Regions from separate parts of the Mus musculus genome. Here region 2 is linked to region 1. The links are chromatin loops, found by intact Hi-C in ENCODE. Cell type or tissue: heart. All regions are shown on one strand. Each heading gives the region's core, and the rest is flanking DNA. Links, peaks and the distances in the headings are about the cores only. Region 1 holds the start of Gm40536 (a long non-coding RNA gene). Region 2 overlaps Phip (pleckstrin homology domain interacting protein).

Region 1 (4,395 bases), core at 109-4,108:
GTTTCAAGGGCTCCATTTTAAATTGCCCCCCATGGGCATTTTGGTGTTATGATGAGCCACAGGCTTGGACACTGGCATTCTTATGCCTTCACCCGTGGCTACATTTTAGTGGTCGTTACAGGAGGCACGTGAGCCTTCTTCATCAGTTTTTTGTTTTTGTTTTTGTTTTCCATGTATTAATTTAGTAAGGCTTGGCCCAAGGTCTTCTGGACCTGGCTTTCTATTCTCCTTCCTCAAAAATTTCTCCCGTGATTATGACTTCAGAAGTCCCTGAGTCCTCTTCACCAGAATCCTCCCTCTGAGCATCGAGCAGTGGCTGCTACCACATGGCCGTTGGTTAAAGTGCACTTCATCTACCTTAAACCAACGCAGGAAGGCCCTGCTCACCCAGCTCCCGCTCAAGCTGCTGCCGACTCAGCTTTCTCATAGTGATGATAAGGAGCAATCTCCGTTAACTCTGTTAACAGGGTTATCTGTACCTTCCCTGGTCTTCTCAAGCAGCTGTCCTCACGCTCCTCTTTAACAAGAATCCTTCCTCTCTGAGGCCGGCACACCCCATCCATGGCCATCACTTAGGCAAGGGCATCTCAGCTCTATTCTCTTCACTCGCTGGCCTAGGTCTTCACATCAGCCGGGTGGGGCATGCGCTCTTCTTGCTGTCGCTATTTCATAGTAACTTGCTCCCACCGCAGATCTGAGCTTGTACGGTGAGCTGAGATTTCACCCAGGCAGGATAAAGCCTAAAATCTCCTGGATAATTTCCACTGGACTCACCCAGAGACCAGGTGTATTCTAAGAGCTTCTCTGCCATCGCACAGAGCCTGGAGAAATAAAAAGCATTCGGTTTTTCCGAAGTACAAAGAGTGAACTCTGACAACGCTGTCTCGTTACTTCTCTCCTACGGTGGCGTCCCATGGTGAACATTGTCAGCTCAACAACATATATAAAGTAATTATTTTTTTTAAGGGCAATTGCTAGTGAGCAGAGTGGAAGCAAGAGGCTGGCTTCCTGACTCTTAGCTAATAACCCTAAGAAGGATGGCTGGGCTAGTCCCTGCATAGAGACCTCTGTGCCCAGAGGGCCTTTACATTTCTCTCCTGCTAGAACTCCTACTTCCTCCCCTCTGCTTCTCCCTCGTCTGTTCTTCCTCACACTCTTTTTGCTCCTTCTCCTTCTCTCCCCCTCTCCTCCTTAGTCTCAAGCCCTCTCACCAAAGAAAGTCTTCCTGGGGACAGTCAGTGTGCACAACAGATTTGAAACAGCTGCTCCTCCTGCTGCCAGTGGGTGGGGAGCCGGGAGCCTGCCTCCTGTCCCCTGCTTGCTACATTCCTGCTCTCTGCCTCAGAAATCTGAACAGACCTGTTTAAAGGACCAAGTGGGTGGTGTGTGCACGTGTGGGCATGCATCCCTGTTTAGAGATGGGATGGAGAAAAGGTAATTTTATGGTTCATTAAAAAAGAAAGAAAGAAAAATAGAGAGAGAGAGAACATGCTCAAAGCTCCTCCCCATTTTCTCTCTAAACTGCTGATTTTTTTGTTCTGGGCTCCCTAGAACTGGGGTTCACTTGTAAGCCAACAAACACTTATAGTCCTGGCCAGGATGCATTCCTGCTGAGAGCTCACAGCAGCCACAAGAAAGCTGCAGCTGACCTGACTGTCTGTCCTTTTCCTGAGAGGGAATGCAAACTTGCAGACTTTCATCTGATTAGTTGCCTGAACTTCAGCAGAAATACTTTTACTGTCCTGGTTGCTTCTTGCAGGAGGCCTGCTGGTACCCTGTTCTCATCGGATCTCCACATAGTCACACTGGGTAGCATGCCCTTTCTGCATTATACCTGGAAGCATGCCCTTTCTGAGGCAGCCAGAGTTTGTAACATCAACACAGAGTTGTTTGGTAAAAGCGGGAGTCTGCAGAGACCACCAAATGACGAAAGCTGCATAAACAGTTGTGGGTGGCTCTGAGTGCTGTGAATTATCTGAAACCCATCACTAGGGGAGGAAGCTGAGACCTGGACCCTCCCGAGATGAGCGAATGGTTATTGTTATCTCAGATGCTTCTCACATTGTGGGCTCCTCAGTTAATATGAGTCATAAAAGAAGTGTTTTATAGGAAGTAGACTTTTTTAAGTTAACAACTACATGTAACATTCAGCCAAATTAAAAAAAAAAATCTGTTCCAAAGAACTGGCCTTGATGGCCATACCAAAATAAGGCACCACATACAGAAAATTATATTTACTGTCATTTCTGGTTAACGACTGCAATTCTGAGGGTGGTTCTTGAGGTCATTGTGTCTACTTTAAAAACAGTCCGGCACAAACGGCTTTGTTGTGCTTGGCTTTGTTGTAGGGGACACAGATGAGACCAGCAGCAGCCTGTTGCTCTCTGTTAGGAAAGCTTTGAACTGGCCCTGGAGGGGGTTGGGCGCTTTCTTCCCATTTCAGACATGGTCAGCTGCTGCCCTCTCAGGGAGCTTACACTGAATGTCCTCCGAGGTTCTTTCCAACTACACATTTTTGGAGTATATGAATATAAGTTCATGTGGAGGTCAGGGGGAGGAGAAACTAAAATCAGGAGTTTCATGGGGGTGAGGGGCTTTTGGAAAGGAGAAAGTTAGAAGGGCTCGCTTTCCAAGGAAGGCCTGCCAGGCTTTAGATTTACAGGAGGGACAGAGCACCAGTCCAGGTGGAAATGAATATGTCACAAGTGTAGAAGAGGCTGGGTAGGCACAAGCAAATCAAGGTGGCAGCGGGCACTGATGGAAGAAGGAGAAGTGCAATCGAAGAAGCCTCTAGAAAGGTAGAAATTGAACTGTGTTGGAGGCAAAGGTGAGCTGAGCAAGAAGCCTGACAGACACTCATGCATTATCTGATAAACCTGACAGTAGCCTAAGGACACATGAACTTCAGAGCAGCTCAGAAGCACAGGCAGGCGGGGGAACTATGTACGGATTGGAGCACTAGTTCCTTCCTGCAGAGGGACTGGGCTTTCCTGGCTAAACACAGGGGCATGGCTGCAGATCCCAGCTGTCTGTGGATCTGGGGCAGAGCCCCCTTCGTGTTTGAGGTTTGTCTCTTGTCTGTATGGAGATGAAAGGGCAGGACAGAAAAATCTGGAAACAAGCTCTCCAGGCCAGAGCATGGGAGTCTCGGGACTTTCATCTTACCACAGGGCTTATGGGGACTTTTAGCATGTGGGACAAATCCTTTGTTAGTGAACAAAGAAATATGGCTAGAAGAACATTAATGAGAAATTGAAAGACTGGAAGCCAGCCAGGTGTGGAGCTGTTTCCAAAGGAGTGAAACTGGATGGATGTCTATTTGCAACTCCACCATGATAATCACCTCTCTCTCTCTCTCTCTCTCTCTCTCTCTCTCTCTCTCTCTCTCTCTCTCTCTCTCTCTCATGTGTGACTAATACTGGTCATAGAATGGCCTGGAGAGGGTGTAGTGTGGAGTGATGGTACACCCTCTGGACTGGGAGGGACTGGTTCCTTGCGTCACAGACCCCAGGTAAGCTGATTGCTGGGGGCCGAGCTATGAAGAGTGGAGCAGGCAAGAAGGATCAGGGTTCCCTGAAGGATGTACACATTCCAGGGAGTTTTACCTTTTACATTTCAACATTCTGCTTAAATCTGTATTTTCACTCTATTTCTTAAATGTATGCTGTCAAAGCAGAAAAGAAAAAAATTAAAAAGACAATAAATCGTTCTGAAAGCTGTGCCTAGAATTTGAACCACAAGACGTCAGCTCCATTGTGACCCTCAGAGGCTCCTATGTGGATGTCCAATCATGGTTCTACCACATTTCCTCCCGTGAAGAGGCCACTTCTCTAGAAAGCCTCCTGTCCTAGAGTTGACCTTGTCATGCTTCTCTCCCTCTCTTGCAAAATGTTGCTCCAGGAAATCACAGTGGGAGGAGCCAGGCCAGAACACATGGCTTCTCATAGGCATACAACACACACACACACACACATCCACACATGCACACTACATACACATACATACACATATGCATATACTACACATATTCACACACATATACATATGCATATACCACCCATACACACATACCATAGACACACATACACACACACTCACACACACATACATATACATATGCATACACCACACACACACACACACATATACCATAGACACACATACTCACACACTCACACACACATACATATACATATGCATACACCACACACACACATATACCATAGACACACATACTCACACACTCATACACACATACATATATATATATATGCATATATATATATGCATACACCACACACATACACTCACACAGATAGATATACATAAGCATACACCACACATACACATACCTATAATAAGCATACACCACACTCACACATAGTCACATACACA
Region 2 (4,395 bases), core at 254-4,253, 440 kb before region 1:
CCAGGAGTGCTACCACATGCTTTAATCCTAGGCCTCAGGAGGCAGAAGCAGAGAGATCTCTGTGATTTGAGAGCAGTTTGGACTATCATATTGAGTTCCAGGCCAGGTGGCCCTATATAGTAAGATCTTGTCTCAAATTTAAAAAGTAAAAGTTGATCTTTTCATAAAATACAGTCCAGCATGAAGTCAATCTAGCTTAGGCTTTTTTTACTATTATTAATTTTACTAACATCAATCACAATCACAACTATATATTTGTTTATAATTGTTAATTTATCTTTGTAACTAAGTTTTTGAGAGCAAAGACCAAATTTCCTACTGAATTGGCTTAACAGATCAGAAGGTTTTTAATAAATGTTGCTAAATGAATAAATGAAGTAAAAAGGCAATCTTATTAATTCCTTGAGGTTAGACATTGGTAAGAACCAAAACTATTGATTCAAATTTTCAATGTTTTAATTATCTTGCAATTCATATTTATTTATTGGAAAACTTTCCATCTGCTCAAAACAAAGATTAAACAAGTTTTAAAATCTGTGAGAACCTTGACTCCTGTGAAACCCGAGGCCTACCTGAAGAAGTTACTCCCATCTGAGGAATGAGCTGCTCCTCCCTGCAGTTCTCCCGACCAGGAACCAATCGCTGGTACCTTGATGGATGAGGATTTCCATCAACATCAACCAGAAAAGGGGGAGGCATGAGGTGAGGTGCCTGCTGCGTCTGCTCATCTAATACAAAATTGTTCGCATCACGGATAAGAGGCCGATAATCACTGTGAAAAAACATCTGATCTGCTATCTGTAAAAAGAAAGGTCCATAAAATACTGGAAAAATAAAATTTATCATGAAGAAATTGCTTAAATTTCTAAAAAAAGCCAAATACTGTGCCACAAGTTATGGTTCAATTACTTAAAGAACTGTATGAAACTAGGATTTAGTTTGAACATATATTATGTGTTTAATTTCCAGAATTAAAATGATTCAAGGTACCAAAAAAATCTTCTACTCAATTAATTTTAAACACATCACTATACTACCTTCACTGCTTATCAAATTAAAACCTACTGCCTTTGTTTTCTCTGTAAACAAGTGTAACAAGCCATATGCATTTTTTAAAAGTTTCAATGTAAACGTTAAGTAAAATTACATCTAGGCATAAGACATCCAAAGGTACTCTTACTTTCAGATAATACACTCTATTTTAAATGATTAGGATTGTTGTACTTGAGAGGGATTGAATATAGAATCCCGAGCATTCCAAACATGTGATATAATATTGAGCTATACTCAAGATTTATGAAATATTAACTATAGAATATTAATATAAAAGAAAGCAGTGTCTAGAGTGTTTGTGATAATGTAAAATTATTATGAATTAATTGAACCCTTATATAACAAAATTTTCGTTGATTAATTTTCAATACATTAAAATATGAATTAATTATTCATCCTACTACAGAGAAAACATTTAAGTATTTTAAAAACTAGTCCTAAAGAATCTTTAATAACAAAAATTTTAGCAGGTCACACATTTCAAGAATCACATGAAAAATAAGGCTATTTTATCCTACCTAAGTGTATATTACCTGTGTAAATATAGCATTTCACATAAGTTGAAACATCCTTTTATGGGTATTAACTTCTATTCAAGGTAATTTATCACAAGTTACAAATGCAAATCTAGATTGTTCTAACAGAATATGTAAAAAGTTGCTCCTTTTGAACTAATTACAATTTAATTTTAGTAAAGACTTTATACATGTTTTTCTTATTCTGCTTTCTAAAAACAAGTCTTCTGAGTGTTTTAAGATAGGACTCCTTGAGCTGATATTAAAAATCATTTTTAATTATGTATAGGGGTGTGTGTGTGTGTGTGTGTGTGTGTGTGTGTGTGTGTGTGTGTGTGTGTGTGCATAAGGGTATGTACATATGAGTGCACGTGCTTATCAAATCCCCTGAAGCAGGAATTATAGTTTTGGCCTGCCTGCCTGCCATGAGTGCTGAAAACCAAACTCTGGTCCTCTCAAAGAATAGCAAGTACTCTTAGTCACTGAGCATCTATCTCTCCAGCCCCAAGTTTTCTACTTTTAACAATATGCATACTCACCCACTCCAAAGGTAAAACATATAACCCCAGACACCCATGTATTTAAGAAACAGGAAAATATGCCATACACTACCTTGTCATACTTGCTACTGGACCCAAAACCAAAAATTAAAAGATGTCCATGAGAGTCTGTACATGCAAAGTGCTGACCATCAGGGGAGCATTTGCAGTCAAACACTGCACCATGTCCTTGTCCTTCAATCTGAAACACATTTAAAGAAAATCAGGAAACTGCCATTAAAATATAAAGAAGCGGTACTAGTGTTACTAGAATTCTATAATGGAAAGATTTAAAAATATGCAAACATCCTGATAGAGGGAAGATTAAGTATAATAAGCAGAGTACAGTAAAATTTGTGCAAATTCATGAAAAATGCCAAATTAACAACATTAAAAAACCAAGAACCCAGTCACAGACCAGACACAACTGAGAAAATAAAAATACACAGATTTCTCCTCCCACCCAGAGAATCTACCCAGATTAAAACATAACTGAACCATACATTCCATCTATTTCCATTCATTGCTGCCCTTTCTGTAAAGGCTAAGAACATAGAGCAAAGGTAGCATTTTTTTTTTCTTTTTCTTTTTTTGGTAACACTCAGAAGTTGTAGCAAGAGATCACTCCTTACAAGACACTAAATTTTATTCTTTTTGGTTTAGAAAAAAAAAATTCCCTGGTGGTCTGAATCATCTTCTAATGGTGAATTTTAAAGGTTAAAGAAAAGGGTTTTTTTACCTGATAATTGTTTTCTGTTTTCCAGTTCCATTAATCCAGAACGAATGGGTTTCTCCCTGCAACCTGTCAATCAAACAGAGGTGGCCAATCACCACTCTGATTCTTTGCTCTCAGTGCTTCTTCAGACTATGTTCCAGTTGAAACGCCTTAGCAGTGTTCTGAAAGAGGTAAGACTCTACCCTGTCTAAAGCACATCTAGGGACTGATTTTCAGAAACGTCTAAAATAGGGAGTTGACTCCCAAACAATAATAACTAAGGATGATTTTCAACAACTGTGATTGGATTTCTGGATTAGCAGAATCGGAACACACACACATTATCAGGTAAGAAATACCTCCTTTCTGTTCCGGTATCCACTGATCTAGAACAAACTGAACTTAATTGGCTACATTCTAGGAAATGCTTGGAAAGAAAGAAGTAACTTTTGAGTATTAAAAATTTGGCAGAAGGCAGATGTTCATGAAACACGAGTATTAAAATGCAGAAGAGTCACACTAATCTCTCAAGAAAAATAAGTACTTCAGTCAAAAGAGAAACACCAATCTAAATTCCGGCACATAGGATGACCTCGAAAAGACAACTAACCTTGCCTTTGGATCACTGAAGTTAAAAAACTATATATACATACAATACTAATGATACCCCAGATGCTGATTTAACAGAGAAGAAAGCAGCTTTCCTCAAAATTATTAAAGAAAACAAGGAAGCTTTTCTAATAACTTACCAGATAAGATACATGATTCATTAATGAGCTAGGATAATTTCTTGGGCATAAAGGAACTTGAAAGTAAGATAGCACAGGAAAGGACCACTTTAAAACAGCTCAAAAATCAAAGGTCAGAACTACATTCTCCCGATGTAGTTTCAGACATAAGCCAAATAGCATAGGCCAGAACTAAAAGACTGTAAGTACAAATGTCAGGATTCCCATCTTAAATGTTCATTCAGTACTTTTACAAAAAAATAAATGCTACACAAGATTACACACACACAAAATTATCTCTAAAAGAGTTTTACATCAAAACTTTAGGAAATTGTCTGGGCCAGGAATAAGATGTTTTAGTCCTCAGTTCACTCAAAATTTTCATGGAAAAAAAAAAGAAGACAAAGACTTCATAACTGCTTCTAGAACTACACTTTTCTGCAGGTCCACTGAGGGGGGGGGGGGGGGACATCGTTACACTTAGCGATGACAGAGGAAGGCTGAGAGTGCTTCCTGAGCAGGGCATCCTCTCTCTCAGAAATCTCGCATTGCATTTAATTTGGGGAAAGGAGTGTGGTGGGGATATTCAAGTTCTCATGCATGATATCTATCAGTGTATTCATATACAGTTAGATTTCCAAAAGAATTTTTTTTGTTGAAATGAACTTAAAAACCTCTAAAACAACAATCATGCATTATCTCTGAGTCCTACATAGAATCTGAAAAGCCACTGAGACCAGGCACTTGGCAAAGTGGTTACTGCACGAAGGCCTGTACATCCTAACATGAGAAGCTGTAATACGAACTGGGTTAGAGATCCATAGATGTTAGAGATGAGAAAGCAG

What was found. Hi-C counts contacts between places; a loop is a spot of excess contacts. Peaks named below come from ENCODE experiments on the same cell type or tissue, not always from the same donor. Only the 100,000 strongest peaks of a DNase experiment are listed, where the experiment ranks them.
Region 2: it touches region 1 in a loop (2.1-fold over the local background); 2 of 42 quality-filtered maps call a loop at or near these places.

Annotation. Positions count from the first base shown.
Region 1 is chr9:83,348,424-83,352,818 of GRCm38, forward strand. It overlaps Gm40536 (a long non-coding RNA gene), which reads right to left and starts at 1,374. Exons shown (of 5, transcript XR_003948197.1): 1 at 1,212-1,374; 2 at 480-821. Gm46123 (a long non-coding RNA gene) reads left to right here and starts at 3,076. Exons shown (of 2, transcript XR_001779248.2): 1 at 3,076-3,511. In heart, for the core only: a CTCF peak has its summit at 2,470; DNase peaks (open chromatin) are centred at 1,268 and 2,408; H3K27ac peaks cover 871 bases.
Region 2 is chr9:82,913,116-82,917,510 of GRCm38, forward strand. It overlaps Phip (pleckstrin homology domain interacting protein), which reads right to left. Exons shown (of 40, transcript NM_001081216.1): 16 at 2,181-2,309; 17 at 573-798. Among named protein-coding and RNA genes, the nearest start is that of Gm39382, 51 kb to the right of the region's middle. In heart, for the core only: no CTCF peak of the experiment used is centred there; no DNase peak of the experiment used is centred there.